Regions from separate parts of the Homo sapiens genome. Here regions 2, 3 and 4 are each linked to region 1. A link is a contact called in ENCODE Hi-C or POLR2A ChIA-PET data. All regions are on one chromosome and are shown on one strand. Each heading gives the region's core, a stretch centred on a gene start or an enhancer-like site at or near the end of the contact. The rest is flanking DNA. Distances are from core to core; before and after follow the strand shown. Region 1 overlaps CACNB4 (calcium voltage-gated channel auxiliary subunit beta 4). Region 2 overlaps FMNL2 (formin like 2). Region 3 overlaps FMNL2 (formin like 2). Region 4 overlaps FMNL2 (formin like 2).

Region 1 (6,842 bases), core at 1,129-3,628:
ATAAAGTAATACTTTGGGATTAGCAAATGAGAGAGAGAAAAATCATTTGTCTTTCTTAGTGTCTCACAATCATTATACTGAGTGCCAAAAGTTTGTGGGGAGAAACAGGAGGAAGAGCTTTATCCGAGGTTGAAATCCTAATGGCCTAATGGTGTTTCTCCCATGGAGTGTGGGGAGTCTGCTCCCAAAGGGCCCAAAAGGCTGAGGTCAGGCGATGCAGTCGTGGCTGTTTTGCCATGGTCTTTGAGGGCTTTGCCAAGATGACCAACATGGGGATTTGATCAAAATGCAATTTTGTTTATGTGGACATTTTCTCACTAGGAAATTGTCTTGAAAATACCAATTTGTTTCACAGAAAATATCAGCCAGGGGTTAATCACCATCATTTGGCACCGGCAGCATATGCATTTAGATGTGAACAAAGGACTACATTGTTAGATGAGTTGTAAAGGTTTTGCTAATCTTGAAAACTTCTTTTTAAATTTAATTAGCTGGCTGGAAACGGTGGCTCACGCCTGTAATCCTAGCACTTTGGGAGGCCGAGGCGAGTGTATCACCTGAGGTCAGGAGTTCAAACCAGCCTGGTCAACATGGTGAAACCTCGTCTCTACTAAAAATACAAAAATTAGCTGGGCATGGTGGTGTGCGCCTGTAATTCCAGTTACTCAGGAAGCTGAGGCAGTAGAATCACTTGAACCCAGGGGGCGGAGGTTGCAGTGAGCCGAGAATGTGCCACTGCACTCCAGCCTGGGTGACAGAGCAAGACTGTGTCTCAAAAAAATAAATGAATAAATAAAATAAAATAATACAAATAGATAAATAAAATTAATTAGCTGAAGAAAGTATCAGTGAAATGTGAGGGCATGAATAGACATGGCATTATATGCTTTGGTTCAATTATTATCTGAGCCAGATTTAATGATAGATATTTATAAATTTAAAGATTCTAGATGTCATTGAATTCTTTATAAAATGTAGGAGTTAAATACTGTGAGATAGGAGAATCATGAGCCTTCAGATTCAGCAGATGTATAAAATTCTACTTTTTAACTAGTATATGGGTTAGACCTCTTGGTATTTTTGATACTTAAAAAAACTCCCAGCTAATTTATTCAGAATAGCCCATAAATGAGACATTCCCATTTAGCCGCAATGAAAACTGGGGGCCATCACTTATCAGCCAGTACAATTTTTGTAGAAATAGAAGGTGGAATTAAAATTCTTATTCTTTTTGGATATAAAGTATACTCATTGCCTTAAGACCATTAAGTGACTTTAATCTTTGTCAACAAATTATGTCTTCGGTGTACACAAGAATCATATTGCCATAAACTTCTTCTTTTTTTCTGCATTCTCTATTTTAAATTCTTTTGAAAAATAGATGTTATTTTCCATATGGTCTGCTTCAGTGCTTACTTCATGCCTTCGACTATGTTTCTGAGGACTTACGTAGTTTTCCCTGAGCTTCGCTCTACTTTTCCAGGGTTGGAAGGAATACCTGCATTTCTGTGATCAGTGCTTGGTCCCACCCTACTCCCTTGCCTTGCCTGCCTGCCATGCACAGAGTGATCACTCATGTTTTATCAGATGTTTTCATTAAGACATAGAGCATATAACAAGGCTCTTATCCTCATAGAACAAATAATGTAGTTGGAAATGTAAGATAAAACCTATATGAAAACAAGAATATTCTAGGGCTCCATATGCTGCTTGGCAAGTGAACAGAGTAGGAGAAGTGTAGGCTTCCTCCAAAAGACTGGTCAGGGGAAGGTTTGGGTTCAGCATTGAGGGAATAGTAAGATTCTTTTTTTTTTTTTTGAGACAGAGTCTTGCTCTGTCGCCCAGGCTGGAGTGCAGTGTCGAGATCTCAGCTCACTGCAACCTCCGCCTCCCGGGTTCAAGCAGTTCTCTGCCTCAGCCTCCCGAGTAGCTAGGATTACAGGCACCCACCACCACACCTGGCTAATTTTTGTATTTTTAGTAGAGATGGGGTTTCACCATCTTGGCCAGTCTGGTCTTGAACTCCTGACCTCGTGATCCATCGGCCTCGGCCTCCCAGAGTGCTGGGATTACAGGTGTGAGCCACCGCGCTCGGCCCAATAATAAGATTCTTAAGTAGAGACCTCAGAAAACTATGTTTCTTGCTTTTTTTTAAATACAAGGAAATGTTTGCTTATACAGCTAAACCATTTTCTTTAAATGCTGTTTAATTATCCCTATATTAACTAAGCAAGCAATGACCTCAGTTCTGAATTACTGTATTATCTTTCCTCTATATCCGTCCAGAGCTCTAGCCAATGGGCCAGCAGGGAACATGAGGAAGTGTCACACCCTCTTGGGGTGGGGACATACAGGGCTGGGAAGAGAGGGGGAGATTTCCTGTCCAGAGTGTCCTGGGCTGGGAGGTGGAAGGCCTGAGGGAACTGTCCCTCTCCACCACTAACGTGTCCTAGCACCAGTCAGGGCCTCTGTCCCCATCTGTGTGGCCACAGCTGGTCACCCTCCTCCCAATCTCACATGCCATGAGTCTTTGAAAATGGCTGAGTTTGCAGCCTGTCCTGCTTTTATTGCCATGTCTTTTGTGGAAAGAGGAAAAGGAAGTCTCAGCCTCTGCTGTTAATGAGCTGTTATACGAGCCAGCAGGCTGCAGCAGAGTAGTGGGCCTTTCCTCTTCTGTGCCTCCAGCTGCTCACGCACACCTATCCTCTTCCATCTCCCAGCCAGACTCGGTGCTGAGGTAGAAGCCTGTGTCCCAGGTGCTCATCATCTCTGCTGAACACATTCATTATCTGCAATCAAGCTGCATTCCAGCTTCTTGCCAAACCCTTGTCTGTCAGTAGAAGCTGCATTGGGGATATACAGTCTGAATTTGGCTCATTAGGCCAAAGGCAAGCAGCAGAACTTGGAAAAGGCCGGGGAGGGCTGTTGCGTGGTTCTCAGCAACTTGTGCACACTCTGGTGTGAGAGTTACCAAACCCCAGAATTACAAGCTCACCAACCCCTTACTTTACAAGACTTTTTGTTCTGCATTCCCATTGCAGGCCAGCATCCTTGATGCTTTGAAGAATTTAGGAACTTTGCCATTGGCAGGATTTATGAAAGCTACCCCCACCTCCTGCCTCCAAATACAGCATGGTAGATCCCAGTAGGTTCCTGACATGCATTTCTTTGGGGGCCCTCTGATCCTCCCCAGTTTTCCTGGCCAGATGAATGCTGAAGATTCCCTGGGCCCTGCGTTTTGTCACGGCCTCCTTGGGGGTGGTTCCCTTCTGCATCCAGCTGTTGCAGCCTGGCTCTGTGTTCACTGCAGGCTGGGGCCCGGCCAGCTCCCTGCTGTAGCAGTTGGTGAGCAGCTCCAAGGATGAGGGGGGAGCAGCAGTGCTGCAGGCCTGCTGAGGTCTTGGCTCACGGTGGCTCCCCTGGCTGACTTTTGACCAAATGGGAGAAGAAAAATCTTCCCTCCTCCCTTTAGGTCTCAGAGGGAGGCCATGTCTCCCTAGAGCATTTCTTTCTCTCCCTCCCATCCTTAGGAAAAGAAGAGTGTCATCCTAAATGCTGTGCCTTCACCTGAGAGGGGATATGTGCTTTTGGTCTAAGCAAGAAGAATGAGAAAAATTTAGGCTCACTGGGAGTCAGAAGGTCACATTATTCAGTTGTTCATGGAATACTTCAAAATGTGTGAGCATTTATTTCTTGCCTCTCTTTTGGCTTTGAAATACCTTAAAACAAGTCAGATACGTAAGCATTTGCAGAAGCAGGGTGTAAGTAGATTTAAGAACGGCACGATTCCTCTGTAATGTCCACAGACATATTTCTTTAGCAAAGATTGACATTTGGGCCAAAGCAGGATTTATTTATTCTTGCAATCACTCAGTTTGTAAATTGACGGGATATAGATTGCCACAGAAGCACTTCCCTGATTCATATTCAAAGGAGAGTCTTGTTATATTATTAGGTATAGCAAGTGTGTTATTGTTAATATCCACCTTTGAGTACTTGTTCAAAGGAGATAAGCAGGATATTATATTATTTCTAACCAAACCAAGCTTCTCAGACATCACTCATTGAGAAGGTAACAAAACAGAAGCCCAGGGAAGAATACCCTACATAAGTGCTTGGGAACCTATGCCCCCGCAAGAATCAACTGGCCTGAGCCGCAAGTGTGGAAATGGTCTACATGCGCCATCTTGTGGCTAAGGCCATCAAGAACGTTTGGAGATAGAAACACCCAAATAAGAGTTCTGCTCAGGTTCACTGCCTTTTTGAAGCTGAAGTTCATGATAGCTGCTTTCTAGCATCTAGTGCACTTCCTGGGATTCTCAATTAATATTTGTCAGGTGAAACTCTTCGAAGGAATCTCATGTCATGGCAGAGTATACTTGTTCTATGTTACACTAGAAGGCATAGCCAAGACTGACATGTCCTCCAGCCATGGTCCAAGGCCGTTGTGTCCAAAATAAGACAGAATACTCTAAACATGGTCTGAGTAGCCTAAAGTAACCCAGAAATATTACTTCCAAGACTCTGGAAAGTCTGCTTCTAGAGGTCGACATCCTCACTGAAATCTGCCTTTCACCACACTTAACACTTTAAAAAAAATTAATGTGGTAAAAAACATGTAACATAAAATTTACTGGCCAGGCACAGTGGTTCATGCCTATAATTCCAGCACTTTGGAAGTCTAGGAGAGCAGATCACCTAAGGTCAGGAGTTCGAGACCAGCCTGGCCAACATGGTGAAATCCTGTCTCTACTTAAAGTACAAAAATTAGCCAGGCATGGTGGCGCGCGCCTGTAATCCCAGCTACTTGGGAGGCGGAGGCAAGAGCATTGCTTGAACCTGGAAAGCAGAGGTTGCAGTGAGCCAAGATTCTGCCACTGCCCTCCTGCCTGGGAGACAGAGCAAGACTCTCAAAACAAAACAAAACATAAAATTTAGCATTTTAACCATTTTTAAGTGTACAGTACAGCAGTGTTAACTATATGCAGTCCATTATGCAACAGATCCCTAGAACTTTTTCATCTTGCAAAACTGAAATTCTATATCCATTGAACAACAACTACCTGTTACCACCTCCTCCCGGTGCTTGGCAACCACATTATATTTTCTACTTCTAAGAGTTTTACTGCTTTGGATACCCCATATAAGTGGAATCATGCAGTATCTTTTTTGTGACTGGCTTATTTCACTTAACGTCTTCAAGTTTCATCCACGTTACATATGGCAGGATTTCCTCCTTTTTTAAGGCTGAATAATATTGTCTGCATACGCCACATTTTGTTTATCCATTCATGCATAGATGGACATTTAGGTTGCTTCCACATCTTGGCTATTGTGAATAATGCTGCGGTGAACACAGTGTGCACATTTAACAGTTTTATTCTCAATGATATGATGGAGTTTAAAAATCTTATGGAGAATTTAATTTATTCTTGAAGTTTTAAACTCAAATGCTTGAGGGGTAAAAGCTTGAGAAGTGTCTGTTGGTTAATCTGAGCTATTCTTGCGGTTTGTCTAACAAGGACAATCTTAATCCATATCAGGTGCATCTTAATACATACATACATATATATATATATATAGAGAGAGAGAGAGAGAGAGAGGGAGAGGGAGGGAGAGAGAGAGAGAGAAAGAGAGAGAGAGAGGGAGAGAGAGAGAGAGAGAAAGAGAGAGAGAGACGGAGTTTCGCTCTGTTGCCCAGGCTGGAGTGCAATGGCACGATCTCAGCTCACCGCAACCTCCGCCTCCCGGGTTCAAGCGATTCTCCTGCCTCAGTCTCCTGAGTAGTTGGGATTACAGGCATGTGCCACCATGTCTGGCTAATTTTGTATTTTTAGTAGAGATGGGGTTTCTCCATGTTGGCCAAGTTGGTCTTGAACTCCCGACCTCAGGTGTACTGCCTGCCTTGGCCTCCCAAAGTGCTGGGATTACAGGCATGAGCCACTGCTCCCGGCCTGCGAATATATTTTTTAAAGTTGCCTTGAATCATTTTTGGAGCAAGACAGTGAATAAATATACAAAAGAAAATCATCCGTTTAAGAAAGTGCTTGCTTTCTGTGAAGCATCTGGCTATTGCTTGTAACATGGTGGAGTTGATGTCAGACATTATGTCTCTCACTGAACGTCACTTTCCTTCTCCTGCCCGGAGGTTTGGGATTTTGAAGGGCATTGGATTATAAAGTGCACTTGCCAATTTGTGATTAGGTCTGGAAATGGGGAATTTGTTCATTTAACAGCAGGTGCCACTTGATCAACCACTGCCAATACTTTTGCCGCGGACTTCCCAGGACTCCAGCTGCACTCACGATTCCTTTGGTCAACTGTTCTGCCTCAAGCCTGCTGTAGATGCCACTGAGAATAGAAAGTTGAAACCAGTTGATCCCAGTGAAGCAGCACCACACAGTACTTATTAGAGACTAAGAAGCCAGGGAACACTTTTCCTCATAATTTTTTTTCCTTACCCCAGGGGTTAGTGTGTTTAAAAGAGCACTGTGGGGGTGCTGTTGTAGAAAGCAGCAACTCTGTATCGGATGCCATCCCCTGGTGTTTTAAAGGCAGGATTACAAACATCTAGAGAGGAAAACAAAAAACAAAAACAAAACCCACATTCTCTAATTCATATACAGATCGTTAAGTGAGAATGGAATTTATGCGATGCTTTTCATGATGGGGGATTTTCTGCAAGGGAAGCCGCTTGCCCATTTTGTGGTAACGGCTTGAAATAAAGGAGAGGCCGGAGCAGGCAGCAAGGTTAGCTTGCTCTTGCAGGATAAGCGTTGTCCTTGCTCTCAGTTCCCCTGCTGTGTGGCCTGGTCCCTTCCTTGTTATCACCCTTCACCAGA
Region 2 (6,842 bases), core at 1,583-4,082, 430 kb before region 1:
ATGTACTATTTCAAATCCAATGGTAGTTAACTACTCTAAAATGCAGTATACAGCCAAATACGGCACACCATAGAATTACTGTGTTTCTCTATGACGGCATAATGCTTCTTCAGACTAGCCTTAGGATGCACATACTGCTCCCATTTTACAAGGTGGGAAAACTAAAGGACGGAGACATTATTTTCTTTTTAAAAAAATTATAACCAGAAAACATAGCAGAAGAAAAAGATCAGAACATGTATTTCCTTACTCTTAATTGCATGCTCAATTAAGCAAAGAATTTTCAATTGATGACCTCTCCAAGCGGAGCATAAGGACACAGGAGGTTCAGCATTTCCACCCCAATTTGACAACCACTGGACAGGCCACGCAAGGGGGAGCAGAAGTCCTGAGAGTGAATAGGAAGGCTCAGGCAACATGCAGAATAACAAAGAAATGGCATGAGTCAGAAGACGGGTGCAGCTGTGGGTGCAAACAAACATTTAGGGAGCATGTGGGAAAAGGGATACTAGCCAAGGAGGCTAGAGAAAAGTAGTCAGAAGTAGGTGGATAATGAGAGGTGTTGACAATAGCTGTGTCACTTCTCAAGGCATGGGGTGTCCCAAGGCAATGCAGAGACTTAATTCTGATTCCAGAGGCACTGACTTCCTCCTCGGTGTTACACATGATATCAGGAAGAGCTGAAATGACACGTATGCAAAGGTTCTCAGATGACAAGGGAAGTGGTGAGCAGCAGACAAGAAGGCAAAAGAAGCCAGGAGGAGGCCTGTCCTGGAGGGCTTCATATGCTTAATTGCAAAATCCACCCAAAAGGAAGAAAAACGAATCAACAGCGTCAGTGTATTCCAGCTCATGGCAGAAACAGGAAACTCAATCTGAACAAGAGTAATTGGCTCATGTTAATTTTCTCCACTTTCATTTTATCACGTTGTGAGTCAAAGAGGTAATTTACAGAAAGGGCTATAAAGCATTGTGTATGTTATGTGGAGTCTATTATGCATCATTATTACTTCATTTATATCCTAAAGTACCAATTTCAACAAAGTAATCAGGTTCCATTATCTCTCCCCATTGAATGAGTTCTCTAGCCAGCTCCCACCCTCAAATCACCTATTCAATAATTATCTTTTGAGCACTTGCTTCAGTAAGGTATTGTTGTACAGGGGAGTATTCACATCTATGCTCTAAAACAGCATTGTCTAAAAGAATTAAAATGAGAAGCACATATGGAATTAAATTTTCTAGTAGCTACATTAAAAAGTAAAAAGAAGAAACTGATTTCAATAATGTTTTGGATATACTGGCTTAAATAAGGTATATCATTTCAATATGTAACCAACATAAAATTATTAATGAAGTAGGGGAAAAAATGCAAAATAAGCTTTTGAAATCTTGTGTATTTTTACTTACAGCACATTGTAATTCACATGCTAAATTTTCAGCAGATACACTTATGTTTAGATTTCATAAAATATACAAATGAAAAAAAAACAGGTTCACATACCCAAGTTGTTCCAAATACAGAAAAAGTTTTCCAGTAACTGAAGTGTTTTTAAATGTAAATTAATTGAACTGAAATAAACTTAAACTGTTTGCTCCTAGGTTACACTAGCCACATTTCAAGTGCTCCACAACCTCAAAGGCTGGTGGTTCCTGTATCGGACGGCACAGCCCTAGATCTATACACACTCACTTTTGAGGAAACAAGAGAGAAATCTCATTATGTATCAGGGGAATTAGTTTCTTAATCAAAGGCCTCAAGGGCTGTAATAAAGTCAGAATTCTTCAGAATCCCTCAAATAAAGGTATCAGTGCTACACTGAAGCCATGACTACTCTATGCTTTGTCATTCAGGGGCTAAACCAATTCCTGGTTCAATCATTTGCCTTAGCAACTTAGGAGCAGTGATTTAGAAATGGGTAAGAGCCTGAGCTCTGGAGGCCAACTGCCCAGCTTGAAAATCCAGATCTTCTGATCACTTGCAAGTAGCTTAACAACTCCATGCTTCAGGTCCTCCTAAAATGGGGTGATGATGACAACAGTACCTACCTAACCAAGTTATTTTGACAATTAAATGAGCTAAAACACACATAGCTTAGCACAGTGCCTGGCAGATTAAGAACTCAATAAACAAATGTTGTTGCTTGCATCAACAGTTGACCAGGCCTGCTCTCGGAAGAAAGAAGCACTCCATGGCAAAACCTATTGTGTGCACACATGCATATGCTGTGTACATACTGATAAAGTCCACAGCGAGCTCACTATGAAGATGGCAATCAGAATTAACCCTATATCATTTACATCCTCCACAAACAAAATAATACAAGCACAGACAGTTCCTTAAACAGCATATACTATCCAAACGAGTGCACGGCATCAAAAGATGCAGCGTAACTACACAGGATGAGCTGCTGGTAAAGTCAGCAGCATTCACAGGGGAAAAGCTCTGTCAGCCTTCGATTTGTAGGAAACAGGGGCCGAGGGAAGAAGCAGGAGGCAGGAGAGTGGGGTGAAGTACCCGTTAACAAACGGGACAAGCAAGATTCCTAGTGTAAGCACATACGGTATTTATTAAGTTTGAGGAGTCTGGTTACATCTATTTTGAGATTTGTGTGTTTCATTTCAGTTTGCCAAAGGAATGACAATCCAACAAGAATTACTGAACAGGTTCAGCACGTAGAGGAATATGTTGGCACTTCCAAGAAAAAAGAATAAGGTGCTGGGGTAGATGGTAAACAAGCAAGATCCAGCTCTTGTCAGAAAAAAAAGAGCCAAATGACCAGCAAGAAAGGAGAAGTGAGATTCTGCCCAGGAAACGGGGCTTACTCAAGAGTTAAGGTAAGGCAGTGTCAGAAACACAGTGAAGCAAGCCAAGAACACTAAGGCTTGCCTCATTGTAGGAGTAGCTGTACCTCACTCAGCCCTCTGGCTATAAGTGAAGCTTCCCAGACTGGAGGAGGCAGGAAGAAGGAAGAATATTTCACAGCCTCAAATCTTCAGGGACAAAATCGGTGCAGGCTTATTAGGAAGAGAAGCGGCAAGCCTTAGAACACCAACCAAAAATCCATAGAAAGACATGATTTTATTGCTGGCATCCCACTCACAGCACTTCACGGGGACTGCAGAGGCTGCCATGTTTCTTTGGATCTAGTTGAGAGAGGAAGACAACTCACTTGATAAAGTACAAGGAGAGCTAAGTTCAGAAATGCCATATTTAAAGGGCAGTATATGCCACCGTCTTCTCCCCCTGCTCCTTAATACTAAGGAAAGCCTGAGGGATCTTATGAAGGAAGACAAAGGAAGTCCAGTGTTAATAGGATGGTCTTTTGCCATTTTTGTTTCATGAGATGACTTCAGCTCAACTCTCCTTCAAACCCAATTACTAGCCAGGCTCTGATTTTGACTACTCAAATCCAAAGTGGCCCACATTATATCCACCAACAATTAGATATACTACAATGATGACTGGGGATAAGGGGGCTATAAGTGGTTAAGGAGGAAGAAGAGAATTCCAGATACTTCTTTGAAGTTAGCTCAGTTTAAGAAAACTTTAAAGAGAAACAAATAAAGACAGAAAAGAAAGAAATTTTACTAGTAGTGGAAAACATTTTCTTCAAAGATAAGGTGGTTTACAAAACGCCAATGAGTCACCCAGAGGCCAGTGCAGCCCAGACCCATCAGGGGCATGTCCTCCCCCGCAGCGGGCAGGAGGGCACACGTGGTGTCCGGATGGAGGCGCCAAGTGACAGGGTTCAGACAGTCCTCACACTATAAAGTGCTGCATGGTTTACCACACCTGCTATATGCTCTCTTGAGTCTCCTAACCAGTCTCCTTATTTGCCTGTTAGGAAACCATGGCTCAGAAAGATCAAGATCATCTTATTAGTTAAGGTAAAATCAAGATTAGACCTCAAATTTCCCAAATCCTAGTCCAGTGCTTCTTCCCACAACATTAAGTTGCTTCCTGAAAATAACCAACCATAATTCTCCACTTAGCAACCTTTCTAGCAACTTTCTGGTCCTGGTCATAAACTCTCACCTCCACCATAAACTGATGCTTTTATCAGGGATATTCTATCACATCTCCATGTTCCCAAAACAGAAAGGAAGTTTTAGGGAACCCCTTTCCTTTGCTCTAGGCGCAAGCCCACAGGTGCCCTCGAGGCAAAGTGCTAAGATAAGTGTGTTGACATCATTTTCCCATGGAAGAAACCTGATCTCTCCAAAGAAAAGCCGAGTACTTCCAGTGGACAATTCTGAGCCTTCTGTTCCCCTACTTATGCCAACTGCTTAGCTTGAGCCAGATGGGGGGTGGGGATATATCCACTAACAAAATCTGGAATAATTACTGGGGTTTAAGTGCAATGTATCCTTAAAGAAACAGAAGCAAAAGCAATTAAACTATAGCACTGTACCTGGACTCACATCCAAAAGCCTCATTCAAGATACTAAAGGAGCCATTTCTCCCCTTCCCTCCATGGATTCCTTCCCTGTGCCTTTGTCCCACTTTAACCACTTTGCCCAAATAGCCCACTGACCAGGAACATCCCAGCCAAGTATTTCCAAATCTGGCTTGGTCAGCCTTCCTGCTCTCGGGCTCCTTTGAACCTCCTGCCTGCAACACACAAAATAGCACTGAATTGAGGTCTGACATGGCTCTTGTGGAGCACTCACCAACACACCAGGCTGCTTCACACCTCAGTGCCTTCGCACAGGGTGTTCTTGCCTGCACGAATGCCCTGTCCCACTAGTCAGAGGGGAGTCTTTTCAGAACTCTGCTCAACTCCCCTTCTCTATGAAGCCTCTCCGACTTTGCTGGTAGTTCACTACTTGCGCAGGGCTATGAGATCGCACTTGTTTCTTGTTGATGCTGCCATGGTAGTACTGATCCCACTGTATTACAAGTCATGGCTGAGTTCCCTGCTAAGCTGTAAGCCAAGAAGTTAGCATTCATGGCTCTTTTTAAACCTTTGTACATCTCGTGCCTAGCAGAGGGAAGCTAGATGGATGTCTAGCAATCAGGTCATCTCCCCTTCTCAATAAGATTCCTGAGGACAGAGATTAGGGCAATTTTTTGGTATCCCCCACAGAACCCTCCACTTCGCTAAGCACAAATGTCAAAGGCATCAACAGCAACAACATGCACACAGTAGCTTATTTCTCTGAGAAATAGGACAAGCATTCCCAGGGAGGCTCTGAGGAAAATGCTTTCAACTTTACCCAACTAGAGGATTTAGCGTCTGAGCCTCCTCCTCACACGCTGATCTGTTTCCACTTCATTTGTGCTAACTCATTTTACACTCAATCTAGTCTACACTGAGATCCAAGGTTATCCTCTGGGGCAAGGACAGTGAAATGGAAATTACAAAAGCTCATCAACAGACAAATGCTGGGAGAAAACATCTTGAACGTGTACTCTGCTCCCTTCTCCCCCAAACAATTTCACTGGAGTGGACAAATTTCAGTCCATCAGGGGGGTACATTCCTGAGGAGCTAGAGAGAGACCTTGGGAATTATCACACCCTGAAGAGTGGAAGCCAAACAAGAAATTTCTGCACTAAGCTTTTAGAAAAATAAGGCTAAAAAGAGAACATGTTTAAAGCCAGCCAAAGGAGTTAAGAATAACAAACAAACCCACCATTCTATTTGTTGGCACCCACAGAAAAGCAGAGGAGGAAGATACATTTGAAAATTAACCATCAGTGGCTGAGTGCGGGGGCTCACACCTGTAATCCCAGCACTTTGGGAGGCCAAGGTCGGCGGATCACCTGAGGTCAGGAGTTCAAGACCAGATTGGTCAACGTGGTGAAACCCTGTCTCTACTAAAAATACCAAAAAAAATAAAAAATTAGCCAGGCATCGTTGCATATGCCTGTAAACCCAGCTACTCAGGAGACTGAGGCAGGAGAATCGCTTGAACCTGCGAGTCAGAGGTTGCAGTGAGCCAAGACTGCACCATTGCACTCCAGCTTGGGTGATAGAGCGAGACTCCATCTCAAAACACACACATACACACACACAAAGGAAGAAAGAAAATTAACCATCAAACAAAGCAGATACCTGTTCTAGGTTTGAAGTGTTTTTCTCCAAATGGGAAAAGCCAGGGAGAAAAAAAAACAACATTCAATTCATTATAAACTAACTCATTTCAAATTAAATCCTGGCTGAGTAGTACCGGGAGCTCTAGGATACCTATTAGAAAAACTAGGGGAGAGGGAAAGGGGATGGTCTGAAAGCTACCTTTGCATGGCAAGCTCACTGCTCCTAAATTTGAGACACATGAGTAGCAATATTTTCTGAAGATGCTTTTATTTTATCTAAGACTGAGGAAATATCCACCATCTATTACAAGTCTAAGAGGGGAACTTCAAAGTCACTAGTGAAATCTTGCCACCCCTTGGTACCAGTAATGCAGAAGGCAGTAAACATCCTATTAAAGGCAAATTGCACTCAGGCCACAAGGGTATGATTTAGTTCTCTGGAGCAGATAATACCATAGGCTTTGAAGCAAAACCACCTTGGTTCTAATCCCAGCTCTGTCTCTAATAAGATGTGTGACCTTCAGCAAGTCACTGAACCTTGATTTCTTCATCACCAAGAGAAGGGTAATAGGCCCTATCTCCCAGGGCTGTTGTGAGGGTTGAATTAATTCATGTCTAACATATGAAAATGGCTCAATTTTAAAAACTATTATTTCAAAAAGGTAAGAAAAAAATTTATTTCAGGAGCAAGTATAACTGCAGAAGTATAAATGTTGGTCTCCATTACAAAGCAATGATATTTTTTGACAACAATCCTTTAAGAGATAGAACAAACAGGTTTGATAACTCCTCTTCTAACAA
Region 3 (6,842 bases), core at 1,150-3,649, 410 kb before region 1:
ATTTAAAATTAAGCAATAAATACTTAAACACTCAGCAGTGCTGAAATAGATACAGAATAGCCTTCTGTTATTATGTGTTTTTTTTTTTTTAAGAAATCAGCAAATGCTAGGTGCAAAAACCTATACTGCCAAAATCTTTAAGCAGCTCCCTTACACATACAGTCAGGTATGTTTTGACGAATTCAATGGGTATAGGAGAAAACATGTGGAAACTCATCTATGACCATGAGTTCAACCTGCAGGCTTGTGAGTAATACATCAATGAAGATGCCACCTTTGGAAAATTTATTCTCTATCAAATTACAGTTAAGTATTAAAAACTAAAGAGACTAGTGGTCTTGTTACATTTTATAAATATTTTCAACTGAAGACCAGCACTGTTATATACCTACTGTCATATCATATGGTAATACACAGGCATACTTTTTATGTAACTGGCAAACAAAAAGCTACACACAAGGAAGAACAAATGGATGCTAAGTCGTTTGGTCCAAACGACAGTCAAAGAAAAGGAAAATCACTGGAGGAAAGGGAAGGGAAAGGACACTTCTTGAGGGAAGACTATCCAGTAAGGAAGTTATTAGCAGCAGTAATCCAGGCAGAGGGAGGTAGGGATTGCACTAGGGGGTGAAGGTGATGTAAGATAGAAATGGGGTGAAAATGCATTTAAAGAGACATTTCAAAGTGGAAAAAGATGGTAACAAATTGACTACATCAAAAGGAAAACATGGGTCTCGGTTACATACTGTAAAATGGCATGAAGCTCACTGCTATTTAATAAAACCACTTCTTTGCTTCCTGTAATTGTCAAAGAAATTTAAAATACTCAACTTCAATTACCATCTAGCTGAAGAAAATCTGAGATTATTTTCTAAATCAAAAATAAGTTGATGGCTGACCACAGTGACTCACACCAATAATCCCAAAACTTTGGGAAGCCAAGGTGGGAGGATGGCTTGAGCTCAGGAGTTCAAGATCGGCCTGGGCAACACAGTGAGACTTCATCTCTGTAAAAACTTTTTAAAAATTAGCCAGGTGTGGTGGTGCATGCCTATAATCCCGACTACTGGAGAAGCTGAGGCAGCAGGATTGCTAGAACCTGGGAGATCAAGGCTGCAGTGAGCTATTATCTCACCACTCTACCCTACAGCCTGGGCAACAAAGTAAGAAACTTGTCTCCAAAAAAAAAAAAAGTGAGTTTATTCACACAACCTTTAGAAGATTGACAAAGTCTCTTTTTTTTAAACTCTTCTCTTTCAGGGTAAATATCATCTCTTTACTAAAAAAATCTAAACTGGGCCACCCAGAAAAGTTTAGCTGCCTATGAACTCCAGTGGTATGACTTACCACTTCCTTCCCTCCTTCCTGCCTCTTTATTAAATTTATAAAATCTTTGCCTTTGTCCAAATCAAATAAAACTTTGACACATCACAGTGAGCACCAGTTGTGTTGCGAACTGTTAAGAAGAGATATCTATAATGGTATACAGAAAAATCAGTAGGGGTGTATTTCCCCTACTTAAACACCATACACACATACGAAGTCCTTTGCATATCTGCAGATTCTTCCTTAACAATGGTCTATAATGTATTACATTTACACAATTGCTATTCTCTTCCATTTCCTTTAGATCATCCATTACATTCTTTATCCAGTTGAATTCCCTAAAACAAAACCAACAAACTACTTTTCATTTTTAATGTCAATTATTTACCTGGTACTTCACAAAGATGCTGTATTTAGTTTCTCTAAGAGCATGCTTTTTTTTTAACCTATTATGTAAAATTTCAAACAATCACAAAAGTTGAAAGAATAGTATACTGCACCTCCATGTATACTTCAACAATCATCAACATTTTGCAATCTGGTTTCAGCTACCATCCCCCAACCAGGCCTTTAAAGTGAATCTCAGACAGCATGTCATTTCATCTGTAAATATTCCAATATGCTTTTGAGAAAGACCTTGTATAAACAATCACCCATAAGACAGTGCTCTGTTATTCTAAAAAAAATATTTATTAGACCGTATTTGTAAGTATTAAAAATGATTTTGCCATTGGGTTAAAAAGCTACTCATTAAAAAATGATTTTAGGGACAGTCCCTCTGAGCCCAGGCTAGCCAGCATGGACACAGAAATCACTGACTATAATGCCAAGTATGAGCTTGGCAAAGATAAAATTACTCACAGCCTACATGCGCCACACACATGGTCTAATTTCTTGTAAGATTAGAGAACAAATTAGTAAAACTGGAATGAAAACCAAAGTCTGTTCAAGGCTGGAATTTCCCCAGTAGTCCAATGTTTCAGCTACTGTGGCTGTTTAGAAAGTATCATGAATCACCCTTAAAGATGAGCTGTAATGTTTTTGGAAAAAAGAAGCCAGTGTGGTTTAGGGATGGGAAAGGAGGGGAGGTACTAGGCTGCTTGTCAACCAGCTGACCCGGAACCCTGACGACTGGCTGATGGCAATTCTATCTGTGTGAGTTAGCATATTAATTAAATACTAGAACAAAGTCTACAGTGGTGATTCCCAAATGTGGCTTCCTCCAGGCTAGCAGCATCACCTGGGAACTTGTAAGAAATGTAGATTTTCAACCCCTGATCCAGACCAACTGAATCAGAAACTTTGGGGAGGACAGGGCCCAGCAATCTATGTTTTAACAAGTCCTCCAGTTGATTCTGATGCATGATAAAATTTCGAAACCACTGGTCTAGAGCTACACTGTCTAACCACCTGTGACTATTAAACTCTAAAGTAATTAAAATTAAGTAAAATTTAAAATTCAGTTCCCCAGTGACACTAGCCACATTTCAACACTCACTAACTCAGCAGCTAGTGGTTACTCGGCACAGATTATAAAATGTTCCATTGGACAATAGTGGTCTAGGACATTTAAACTGAAGTTTAATTTACAGAATACAAGGCTTCTCTTATTCTGGGAGGAGGGGAGTACTCACCAAAAGTGAGATTCTTACTTTGGCAGAATCTCAAGGGCGTTTCCCAGGTGTCCACTGCATGACTCAGTTTCCACAGGGAAAAGCATCACAGAATTGGGGAAGACAGTGGAAGAAGAAGACACTGTTGCCCACGTTAGCCACACAGGTGAAACACAGACTGGAGTGTAAAAGACTCCATTTCTTTAAAGAATTGAGACTCTGATGTAGTCAGGATCAATAGTATCAGCACAAACTGGCTCTTTGAAAGTTCTGCAACTTGGGATTCAAGGAGACTCCTGGGCAGATGCTTTCCATCTTTATGGAAAACCACAGTGCCAACAGCAAGATACCTCCCCCAACTGGCTTTGCCAGAGGAGAACGACAGAACTGTTTGTGAACCATGTATGATGCCCTCAGAGAGAATCAAGAGGGGTCATGAAGAGGACTGAGATCCTGCCTACCAACTAAGTGGGCGCAATTACTGGCAACATTTTAATATTGATGGTCATATGACCTCATTTGTAACCTCACACATGGTGGAGCAGGGGACACTGAGTTACCCATAGGCTTGCTGAACATTCAATCGACTCTATCATATTTTAATACCATTATTGAACTGATCTCAAGGAAACAGCTGCCACAACTATGTTAAAATCATACAGGGCCTTTTGTCTCCACTAAATCAGAACTGAAACTAGGCAGGCTAGGACAGACTCCAGGATTCAGTCTCTTCCTCCTGAGCACGCAAGCTCACTACCTCCCATTAGGATAAAGGGGAGCTAAGTATTTACTTGCTCGTTAGAGTCTATTTCTGTAATGTGTTATCCTGCCTGCCCCAGGAATATCTTGCATATCTCTAAATGAAAGTAGTCCAAAGGAATAAATCTTTCATGCTGGAAATTAAGGCTATGTGGCACCTAAGTGAGGCAAACCCGAATGGGGCCTTTAAGCACCCTCAAATCAGACTAAATATCAAGCTGGTTCTTGTGGGATAGTCATGCAGACCACCCATGCAGGGTCTGGGCGGTGGTCTCCTTCCCATCCCATACTCCCATGGACATGCCTCTATCCAGCTTTTCTCTCCCTTCCAAATCTTCAGTCTCTCCCTCTGAATCTTCCTATTACATTTAAACACTCTCAAGTCTCTTCCATCATCATCATCATCGTGAAAATCCCCCAGCTACCCCACCCTCTACTCGGCTGCCCTCTCTCCTTCCAGTCTTCTGGAACTTACTGCTTAAATAGTCAGTTTCTGTCCTGACCCTCCTAACCCATTGCTGGCTGCCTTCTGCTTCTTCCAAGCCACTGGAAGAAAATCTCAGTCATGGTTGAACCCTCAGTGTCTAGCGTAGAGCCTGGCCCAAAGCAGGCTGAGTCAGCACTGTGTGAATGCACGACGGACTTCCATGTTGTGAACTCAACTGAACCCTCTTTAGTACTTAATTTCCTGGCATTCCCCAGCAGCAACTGATGCTGTTTCTCTCCTCTCCTTTTTTTTCTTTTTTTCTTTTTGGATGGAGTCTCTCGCTCTGTTGCCGAGGCTGGAGTGCAATGATGTGATCTTGGGTCACTCCATCCTCTGCCTCCCGGGTTCAAGCAATTCTCCTGCCTCAGCTTCCCAAGTACCTGGGATTACAGATGCCGGCCACCACGCCCGGCTAACTTTTGTATTTTTCGTAGAGACGGGGTTTCACTGTGTTGGTTAGCCTGGTCTTGAACTCCTGACCTCAAGTGATCCGCCCACCTCAGCCTCCCAGAGTGCTAGGATTATAGGCGTGAGCCACCACGCCCAGCTCTACTCTCCTCCCTTCTAAACACATCTTCCTCTTGGTCTCCACAATAGCACTGTACACTTCTGGTGTTGTGACCCTCTCTAACAATTCCTTCTCCTCTTCCTCTAGCTTCCCTTAATGAGTTGTGACCCTTTGCATTCTGTCCCAGGTGCTCTTCTCACCTACCTTCCTAGCTAATCCCATCTACTCCAATGGGTTAACTATCAATCCCAAACTGATGGTTCCCAAAGTGGTAGAAGCCTCTCCCCACTGAAGTGAAGGCTAGTGCACCGACAGACTTGCAGGTCTCCACACACACCATCACATCACTATCCTGCTTCCTGACCTCTCTCAGAAAATCTGCTCATTGAGTGCTCCCTATTTCAGTGAATGGCACCACCACCCATCTGGTTCCCCATGCCAGAAACCCCGGCTTCACCTCCTTCGTTTCTCGTCTCTAATCAACTACCGTCTATAAGTATCTCTGGACAGACTCACTTTTCTCCATCATTATTTCTTACCTGAAATAGTGATACATTTTTCAGGTCATTTGCCCTGCTCCTGTCCTGCCCAACCACCCACAAATGCCCATTCATTCCTGCTGCGGCCCGAGCGATCCCTCTAAATGAGTATGATCTTCAGACTGCACCTGGGAACTTGTTAGAAATGCAAATTCTCAGGCTCTAGCCCAGACCTACTGAATCATAAACTGAGCATGGAACCCAGTAATTAGTGTTTTAACAAGCCCTTCAGACAATTCTGATGCAACATAAAGCTTGGGAACCACTGCTTTTAAATATAAATCTGCTCACATCACTCTCCTGATTGGAAAGCCTTCAGTGGTTTGTCATTGTTCCTACATTAAAGGTCAAATTTGTAGATATCTTTTATGTATTATAGAAACAACCATCCTAAAATGAAGGGTGAATAAAGTCTAAACACACAAATGAACAGACAATAACTCAAGCTTTGGGTGGGGGTACGGAGAAAGGTATTATCAGTAAATGAAATAGCATATGAAAAAGGACAGAAGTGGGCCAGGTGTGGTGGCTCACGCCTGTAATCCCAGCACTTAGGGAGGCCAAGGTGGGTGGATTACCTGAGGTCAGGCTTTTCAGACCAGCCTGGACAACATGGTGAAACATCTCTCATAAAAATACAAAAATTAGCTGGGCATGGTGGCAGGCACCTGTAATCCCAGCTACTAGGGAGGTTGAGGCAGGAGAATCACTTAAACCCGGGAGAAGGAGGTCGCAGTAAGCCAAGATCGCGCCATTGCACTCCAGCCTGGGCAACAAGACCAAAACTCCGTCTCAAAAAAAAAAGAAAAAGAAAAAGAAAGAAAAAAAGAAAAAGGACAGAAGTGAGAAGCATGGCTCATTAAGGGAACTGATAACATTCAGAAGGACCAGTAGGTGACGCTGAGGAGGTTAACTACCTGAGAATATGTTAGTCCATTTCCTCCCTTTCTTTCTCAGGTGTCTAAATTTTGTCGGTTCCTCATCTGGTCACCCTGGCCCCCCTCACCAACCAAAAACTCTCCAACAACACAGATTTAACACAAAAAACTCCCCTAGCCACCATTTCCTATTTTAAAAAACAAACACACACAGACACACACTGGTAGGAACTCCCACTCTCAATATCTGATCCCACAAATTATCACACACCACCAATTCTCATTTCCTATTGCAGTTCTCATCTATTTTAACTCTACTGCTCCAAGTCCCTCTCTCAATTTTTTTTTTTGAGACGGAGTGTCGCTCTGTTGCCCAGGCTGGAGTGCAGTGGCATGATCTTAGCTCACTGCAAACTCCGCCTCCCTGGTTCAAGCAATTCTCTGCCTCAGCCTCCTGAGTAGCTGGGATTACAGACACGTGCCACCATGCCCAACTAATTTTGTATTTTTAGTAGAGATGGGGTTTCTCCATGTTGGTCAAGCTGCTCTCGAACTCCCGACCTCAGGTGATTCCCCTGCCTCAGCCTCCCAAAGTGCTGGGATTACAGGCATGAACCACCACGCCTGGCCTCCTGTCCCCCATTTTTAAGACAGGGTCTTGCTCTGTGTCACCCAGGCTGGAGTGCAGTGGCATGATTATAGCCTACTGCAGCCTCAAACTCACGGGCTCAA
Region 4 (6,842 bases), core at 1,765-4,264, 380 kb before region 1:
TGGGAGGCCGAGATGGGCGAATCACAAGGTCAGGAGTTCGAGACCAGCCTGGCCAACATGGTGAAGCCCTGTCTCTGTTAAAAATATAAAAATTAGCCGCGCATGGTGGCGCACGCCTGTAATCCCAGCTATTCGGGAGGCTGAGGCAGGAGAATCACTTGAACCCAGGAGGTGGAGGTTGCAGTGAGCCAAGATCATGCCACTGCACTGCAGCCTGGGTGACAGAATGAGACTACATCTCAAAAAAAAAAAAAAGATGGTAGGCCCAAAAAACACAAGCAGCAAATCAATCAATTAATAAATCCCAAGTACATTACACATTAAGTATGAAGAGTCAAATTTTCCTCCCACCAAAACGCGCTAATCCGTTATATTTACTAAATACAAAGGTGGACAGACACCCAGCCCGGGTTCCTTCATGTGTACCACCGAATACTTCCACAAGGTTTTTGTGCCCTAAGGACAGGGGAATGCTAAACAAAAACTAGAGTGGTCATTTTCCCTTTGAGGCCGAGAGGGAATTACTATCATGGTTGCTATCTTCCAAATTCAGAGAAAGGTAATTTTTAGTGAACAGCTGAACTTAATGACTATACCAGCCTCATGAGCTTCCCTCCCCAGAATCCTAGCACACTAGGAGATCAAAAGGCCTTCCCCCTAAACAAAGAAAAGGTCCCAGGCTTCAAAATAGGCAAGGTTAATGGGCAGACCCACCAACTATAATACAACCATTTGCAAAAGAAGAGGAAGGAGGTGGGCTAAGGATATGGGGCAATGGGCCCAGTTCCTCCCACAGATCATTCCAGACCAGGCTTTTCAGACCTTCACCAAGGACCTTTTGACCAGAACACAGACACCCCCAACCCCCAACTCCCTCAGGTAAGGGACCTCAAAAGCACATCACTCTAGCTCTCTGAGGTCCAATATAGAAAGCAAAAGTCCATCAAAGCATGTTTTGCTCCCTATGATACCAAGGCAAAGAAGAGGAGGGTAAATGGACAGAGGAATCCTAGATTACTGACAAATGCCATGCAGACCACCAGGATGGATTTATCGGATCTTATTTTATTCTGTACTAAGGCATCTGAGACCCAGGGCTATCTGAAGCTCTGGCTGTTTCCTAGAAGGTACTGGCTTTTACTCTTCCTGATGCCTTCCATCCATCTAGTTAGCTACTGCTTCCCCCATTCTTTCTGGTCTCATCAGGTGCTTTAGAGTGCTTAGAATAACACGTTTTGATTCCCAACTCCATCATTACCAGCTCTGTGACACTGGCCAATCTATTTACCTTTTCTATGCTTCTGTTTCTCTATCTGTAAAATACAAATATTAAGAGTACCTTTCTCAAAGTGTGTCAAGAGGAATCAACGAATTCAATGAGTTAATCTTCACAAAGCACTTAGAACAGTGCCTGACATATGGTGAGTGCTATATTGTTTGATTAAAATTAAATAATATAACTGGATTGTTTTTAACACAAAAAATAAATGCTTCAGGGAAGATATCCCATTTTACATTATGTGATTATTACACATTCCATGCCTGTACCAAAACATCTCATGTACCCCATAAATATATATGCCTACTATGTACCCACAAAAATTAAAATAAAAAAATTTTACTTAAATAATTTTCAAAGATGATTTCTTCTTCTTCATAGCCAGCTAGAGAACCTAATAGCACATCAGAGAAGGGTACCTTAAAAGAGCAGTTTAAAACTGACACAACTGTTGCAAAGTTTCTTTTGGGGCAATGGAAGTATTTCCAAATTAGATTGTGGCAATGGTGGCACCACTCTGTAAATCTACTAAAAATCATTCAAGGCCGGTTGCGGTGGCTCACGCCTGTAATCCCAGTACTTTAGGAGCCTAGGCGGGTGAATTCCTTGAGCTCAGGAGTTCAAGACCAGCCTGGGAAACATGGCAAAATCAAGTCTCTACAAAAAATACAAAAATTAGCCGGGCGTGATGGTGCATGCCTGTAGTCCCAGCTCCTGGGGAGGCTGAGATAGGAGGATGGCTTGAGGTGAGCCCGGAGGCAGAAGATGCAGTGAGCCAAGATGGTGTCATTACACTTCAGCTTGGGTGACAGTGCAAGACCCTGTCTCCCAAGGAAAACTCCCCCACAAAAAAATCATTTCGGTCTATACTTTAAAATGAGTGAATTTTATGGCATTTAAAGTATACCTCAATAAAGCCATTAACAAAAAAAGAATGAGACAACCATTTATCCAATGAATCAACTATTAAGTCACAAAATCCAGGATGCCAATCTATTCCTGGTCCCCCTTCAGGCAACAGCATGACAATGATGATCACGGGGCATCATGAACATATGTGATCTCTTCACATTGGGCATCCGTGACTTAAAGAATGGGCAAAACACAGAACGAGGGAATCCCTAGGAGGCTTTCAGCTTCTGGGAAGAATGTTTCACATACCCACAAAACAATTTAAGCCCTTTGTAACTAAGAAAACATGCCTCAACAGGCAAGTACTTTCCCTGAACTTCTTAAGCCTATTCCCCTAAACATGGGAGGCAGCAGGTTTGACCTAAAGAGCTCAGGCCCTGTCAGATTTACAAAGGTGATTAGATGATTTCAAATTCAGCCTGCATGGCCTAAAACAGTTTATTTTGACCTATCCACACCGGTTTCCTCATCAATAAACCTACCTAGCTTGAAGGCATTACTTAGGATTGGAGATAATAAACGTAAAATACCTAATGTTTGACACAGGGTAGGCATCAAACACAGTAGTGCAGTAATAGCAATTACTTCATAGTTAAATATAAACATAATAAAATGCACAGTGAGAGATCATCATGCAAAATAAGGGAACCAAACCTTTTCTCTACACTTACGCAATTTCTATAACATCACTCCCTGGTCATATCTCTCTGAGTGCACATGACTCAGTACAAAGGAAATGAGCTCCCGGGTAGCCAGTAATCAGTAACAGGAAAGGCACTGCTGCCAACAGAATTGAATCATCTCACATTTCTCGAAGTTCCTAGGTGAATTCAGTGTCCTCTGAGAAGGCTTTGGAGAAAGCCACATGAGGAGGATTTTGGGAGGCAGAATATACAACTCTCTACTCTTAGTCATGTCTGTGCATTTCACATAGTAAGTAGCCACTCCTATATTTCCCCCTTTGCAGAGCCTGTGGATGGAGATTTACATCTCACAATTGCACTTGAGTTTCCCCAGAGAGGTTAGCACTGATTTGTTGTCCCAACACGGTTGCATGTTATTAATTGTCCAGAAACAGAATGATATGGCAATGGTGCTTAGGTTGTACCTGTAACCCTAACACTGCTGCAAATATAGTAGGATAATTAATTTGTGGTTGGTTCAAATACCTCACATTACCGGCTTTGGGATAAAACAAATTACTGCCCACAGTAAGCCATGAATTTATTTTTCAAAGACTTGAAGTCATTCATTCCACTGACTTCCTCAGAGCCAAAGATACTGACAGAAGTGTTGTACCCACTGACAAGAAAATGCCTAAAGGGGAAATGAGTTGTTAGGGTGGCGGGGCTGGGCAGGGCGTTGTTTCATTTCAGTTTTACCATTTTACCTACTAATAACAATGCTTACACAGTATTATGTGTTTCCAAAATGTCCCCACATACAAGATGCGTTGGACGGTACCCTACAATCCTTGCAGAAAGGCAAGCAACCAACGCCAGACATCTCAGGCGAATAACAGGCAAATCTGAGTCCGAAACCCAGTTCTTCCTACTCCTAGTCTTTCCTGTGCTCAATTTCATGATGCTTCTACAACTGGGATTCAGAGTGGAACTCAGTCAAGGTTTTTCCACCAGTAGGTTTGTAATAACTTACAAAGGTACCGTCACAGAAGGCACCCCCTGCAACCTCATAGTGGAGGATAAAGTCCCTCAGGTCCATTCAAATCACTTTTCTCTTTGCTTTAGTCTGCAGATCTCCACATTAATCAGTTGGGATGACCTGGGAGGCAGCTCAGTGCTGCATCTATCTGGCAATTTTTGGAATGAGATGTCGCTGGTCAGCTCCTTCCTGAAACAGAGATGAGCTCACCATTGATACCCAATGCCCCAGTGCTGAGTACCATCCTTGTCACTTCTGCCTTGTAAGATAAGCAACAATTCTCGGAGAAAGACCTTATTAAAGCCAGTACTTTCAGATCATACTCAGAAACCGATGCTTCTTTCCAAAAACTTCAGGTTCAAAAAGCAGTTACTAGGAAAGGGGTGTGACTTTTTTTCCTACTGGCATTTTAAGTAATATTCAGCTTGTACTCTTAAAAATCACGTTTACAAATGAAACTCTACAGAAAACACTTTTTAACTCAGTTCTACCAACAGTTCCATTTGGCTTACAGGCATTCTCTGTATATTCTGAAAGTTTCTATAATTTGTGGTGACCAAATTCGTCTTTTCACAAGGCATTCATTTCTGTGTCACTACTCTCTTTTAAATACTCTGGTGTTTACTAACCATACCCTGTAATCTCTGTTAATGGGGTAGTTCAAGATTCCTTTTCAAAGGCTTTTTGCTTTAATTACTGCTTTAGCCTTTTGGTAAAACTCGGCTTTTAGCAAACTGGCCTGCAGGGGACAAGTTTTTAAATTATTCTCAAGCTTTCCCTATCCCTTTCCAAGTTTTTCCAAACTACTTAAAAACCTCTCAGCCTTGAGGGAAGGATGATAAATTGGATGATTTTGCTGTCTCTGATGCCTGGCATTAGTCTTGGTTTAATCCATTTTTGTCTCACCAGAAACTTGCCTGTTACAATCGGAGTCTCTCCCATATTCTGCAGCTTCCAGCAAGTGTATTCCCTGATAAAGCTCCCCCAGAGTTCCAAAACAGGTCACAGGGAGCCCAACAGTCCTCCTGGGGTGGTCTCAGGGGCGCCTAGACACAGTTTTGCCCTGTGTTTCTCCTTTCTGTAGTGAAGCCCACATTTGGATTCTTGGTTCAAATGCTTTTCTTCAGAAAACTGGTAACTTCAGGATGGATCCCAGAAAAAAGCTATTAAAATTAGTCATTTTAGATCTCAAAAATAAATTAATTTACTCCTCCTGAGGCTTGGTACCCTTTGACCATCACGTTACCATTTCCCCCAGCCCCTGGTAACCACTCATCTACTTTCTGCCTCTATGAATTCGATTGTTTTGATCCCACATATGTAAGAACATGTGGTGTCTTTCTGTGTTTCGCTTACTTCACTTAGCATGTTTTCTAATTCCACTCATGTTGTCGCAAATGACAGAATTTCTTCCTTTTTTGAGGGCTATTCCACAGCATGGTAAATACAATAATAGCATACTGTACATTTCGATATCACTAGGAGAAAATCTCAAATGTTATAAAAAAGTTAAATATTTGAGGTGAATAGGTTAGGTAGCTTGATTTAATCATTCCACATTGAGTTCAAACATCATTACATCACTTTGTACCCCCTTAAGTATTTGCAACTATAATTTGTCCATATATAATAAAAAACAAAAAAAGTCCTTTGAAAGGCAAAAAGAGAACATGACAAAATATTAACTGATCAAGGATGAAAAATAAGTACACTCTGTTTAAACATAGTTTTAAAAAACCTATGCATAAGTACAAATCAAAACCACAATGAGATGCTGTTTCATACCCATCAGAATGACTATTATTAAAAAAAAAAAAAAAGGAAAAGACACATATCCTTTGCAAGCATATAAGGATATGGAGGGCTCGGAACCCTCGTGCATTGCTAGGGTGCAGCAGACACCGTGGAAACAGTATGATGCTTCCTCACAAAGCTAAACATAGAATTACCATATGATTCAGCAACTCCACTTCCAGTTACATACTCAAAAGTACTGAAAGCAGAAACTTAAACAGATACTTGTAACCAATGTTCATAGTAGCATTATGTAGAATAACCTAAAGGTAGAAACAACTCATATGTCCATCAATAGATGCATAGATAAACAAAATGAGGTTTCTATCCATGCAATGGAGTATTACTGTTCAGCCTTAAAAAAGAATGAAATTCTGACAAATGCTACAACAAGAATGAACCTTACCAACATTATACTAAGTGAAATCAACCAGACACAAAAGGACACAACTTCCCTGATTCCACTTATGAGTTACATTGAATAGGCATATTCATGGGGACTGAGAAGGAGAACAGTGGTTACCAGGGGAAGGGGTGGGGGGAATGAAGAGTTACTGTTTAATGGGTAGAGAGTTTCAGTTTGGGAACATGAAAAGTTCTGGACACAGACGGTGAAGATCATTGCACCACCAACAATACAAATGTACTTAATGCCACTGAACCGTATGCTTAAAAATGGCAAGGATGGTAAATTTTATCTTAACGTTTTACCACAGCAAAAAATAAAAATTAAAAACGTGGCCAAAAAATGAAATGAAAAAGAAAATCACCATGTAAATGCAATGGACTAAGGGGTAATTTTTCTATGTTTCAATTCTTCCAAAAGAGCTGCTATAATTTTTAAAAATTAATGCATTTGCTGGGTGCAGTGGCTTATGCCTGTAATCCTAGCAGTTTGGGAGTCTAAGGCAGGCAGATTATCTGAGCTCAGGAGTTCGAGACCACCCTGGGCAACATGGTGAAACCCCATCTCTACTAAAATACAAAAAATTAGCCAGGCATGGTGGCAAGCACCTGTAGTCCCACCTACTCGGGAGGCTGAGGCATGAGAATTGCTTAAACCCAGAAGGCAGAGGTTCAATCAGCGAGATCAGTGAGCCGAGATCATGACACTGCACTCCAGCCTGGGCAAACAGAGCAAGACTCTGTCTCAAAAGAAAAAATAATAATAATAAAAATAATGCATTTACTCACA

What was found. Hi-C counts contacts between places; a loop is a spot of excess contacts on that map. ChIA-PET counts read pairs that join two places held with the same protein, here RNA polymerase II (POLR2A). Pooled maps may share reads with other maps.
Region 2: a pooled map shows a loop between it and region 1 (5-fold over the local background). The contact joins two enhancer-like sites. A Hi-C loop is called at or near these places in 11 of 37 single-sample maps with no recorded cell type and 4 of 50 pooled maps.
Region 3: a map with no recorded cell type shows a loop between it and region 1 (4-fold over the local background). The contact joins two enhancer-like sites. A Hi-C loop is called at or near these places in 1 of 168 maps with a recorded cell type or tissue (naive thymus-derived CD4-positive, alpha-beta T cell), 6 of 37 single-sample maps with no recorded cell type and 2 of 50 pooled maps.
Region 4: a loop to region 1 is called in a pooled map, with 7 times the contacts of the local background. The contact joins two enhancer-like sites. A Hi-C loop is called at or near these places in 2 of 168 maps with a recorded cell type or tissue (naive thymus-derived CD4-positive, alpha-beta T cell and tibial artery), 7 of 37 single-sample maps with no recorded cell type and 6 of 50 pooled maps. POLR2A ChIA-PET finds 5 or more read pairs at or near these places in 3 of 52 experiments (activated CD4-positive, alpha-beta T cell, activated CD8-positive, alpha-beta memory T cell and endothelial cell of umbilical vein).

What each region holds. Positions count from the first base shown.
Region 1 is chr2:152,034,392-152,041,233 of GRCh38, reverse strand. The region is part of intron 2 of CACNB4 (calcium voltage-gated channel auxiliary subunit beta 4); the gene reads left to right. Among named protein-coding and RNA genes, the nearest start is that of CACNB4, 61 kb to the left of the region's middle. RefSeq lists an enhancer at 6,329-6,842. Within about 2 kb of position 2,378, at least 13 of the 41 ENCODE cell types and tissues checked have a DNase peak (open chromatin) inside an H3K27ac peak, as active enhancers do.
Region 2 is chr2:152,463,106-152,469,947 of GRCh38, reverse strand. The region is part of intron 1 of FMNL2 (formin like 2); the gene reads right to left. Among named protein-coding and RNA genes, the nearest start is that of FMNL2, 130 kb to the right of the region's middle. Within about 2 kb of position 2,832, at least 15 of the 41 ENCODE cell types and tissues checked have a DNase peak (open chromatin) inside an H3K27ac peak, as active enhancers do.
Region 3 is chr2:152,441,453-152,448,294 of GRCh38, reverse strand. The region is part of intron 1 of FMNL2 (formin like 2); the gene reads right to left. Among named protein-coding and RNA genes, the nearest start is that of FMNL2, 110 kb to the right of the region's middle. Within about 2 kb of position 2,399, at least 7 of the 41 ENCODE cell types and tissues checked have a DNase peak (open chromatin) inside an H3K27ac peak, as active enhancers do.
Region 4 is chr2:152,417,808-152,424,649 of GRCh38, reverse strand. All of the region lies in intron 1 of FMNL2 (formin like 2), which reads right to left. Among named protein-coding and RNA genes, the nearest start is that of FMNL2, 86 kb to the right of the region's middle. RefSeq lists enhancers at 1-250, 251-977. Within about 2 kb of position 3,014, at least 15 of the 41 ENCODE cell types and tissues checked have a DNase peak (open chromatin) inside an H3K27ac peak, as active enhancers do.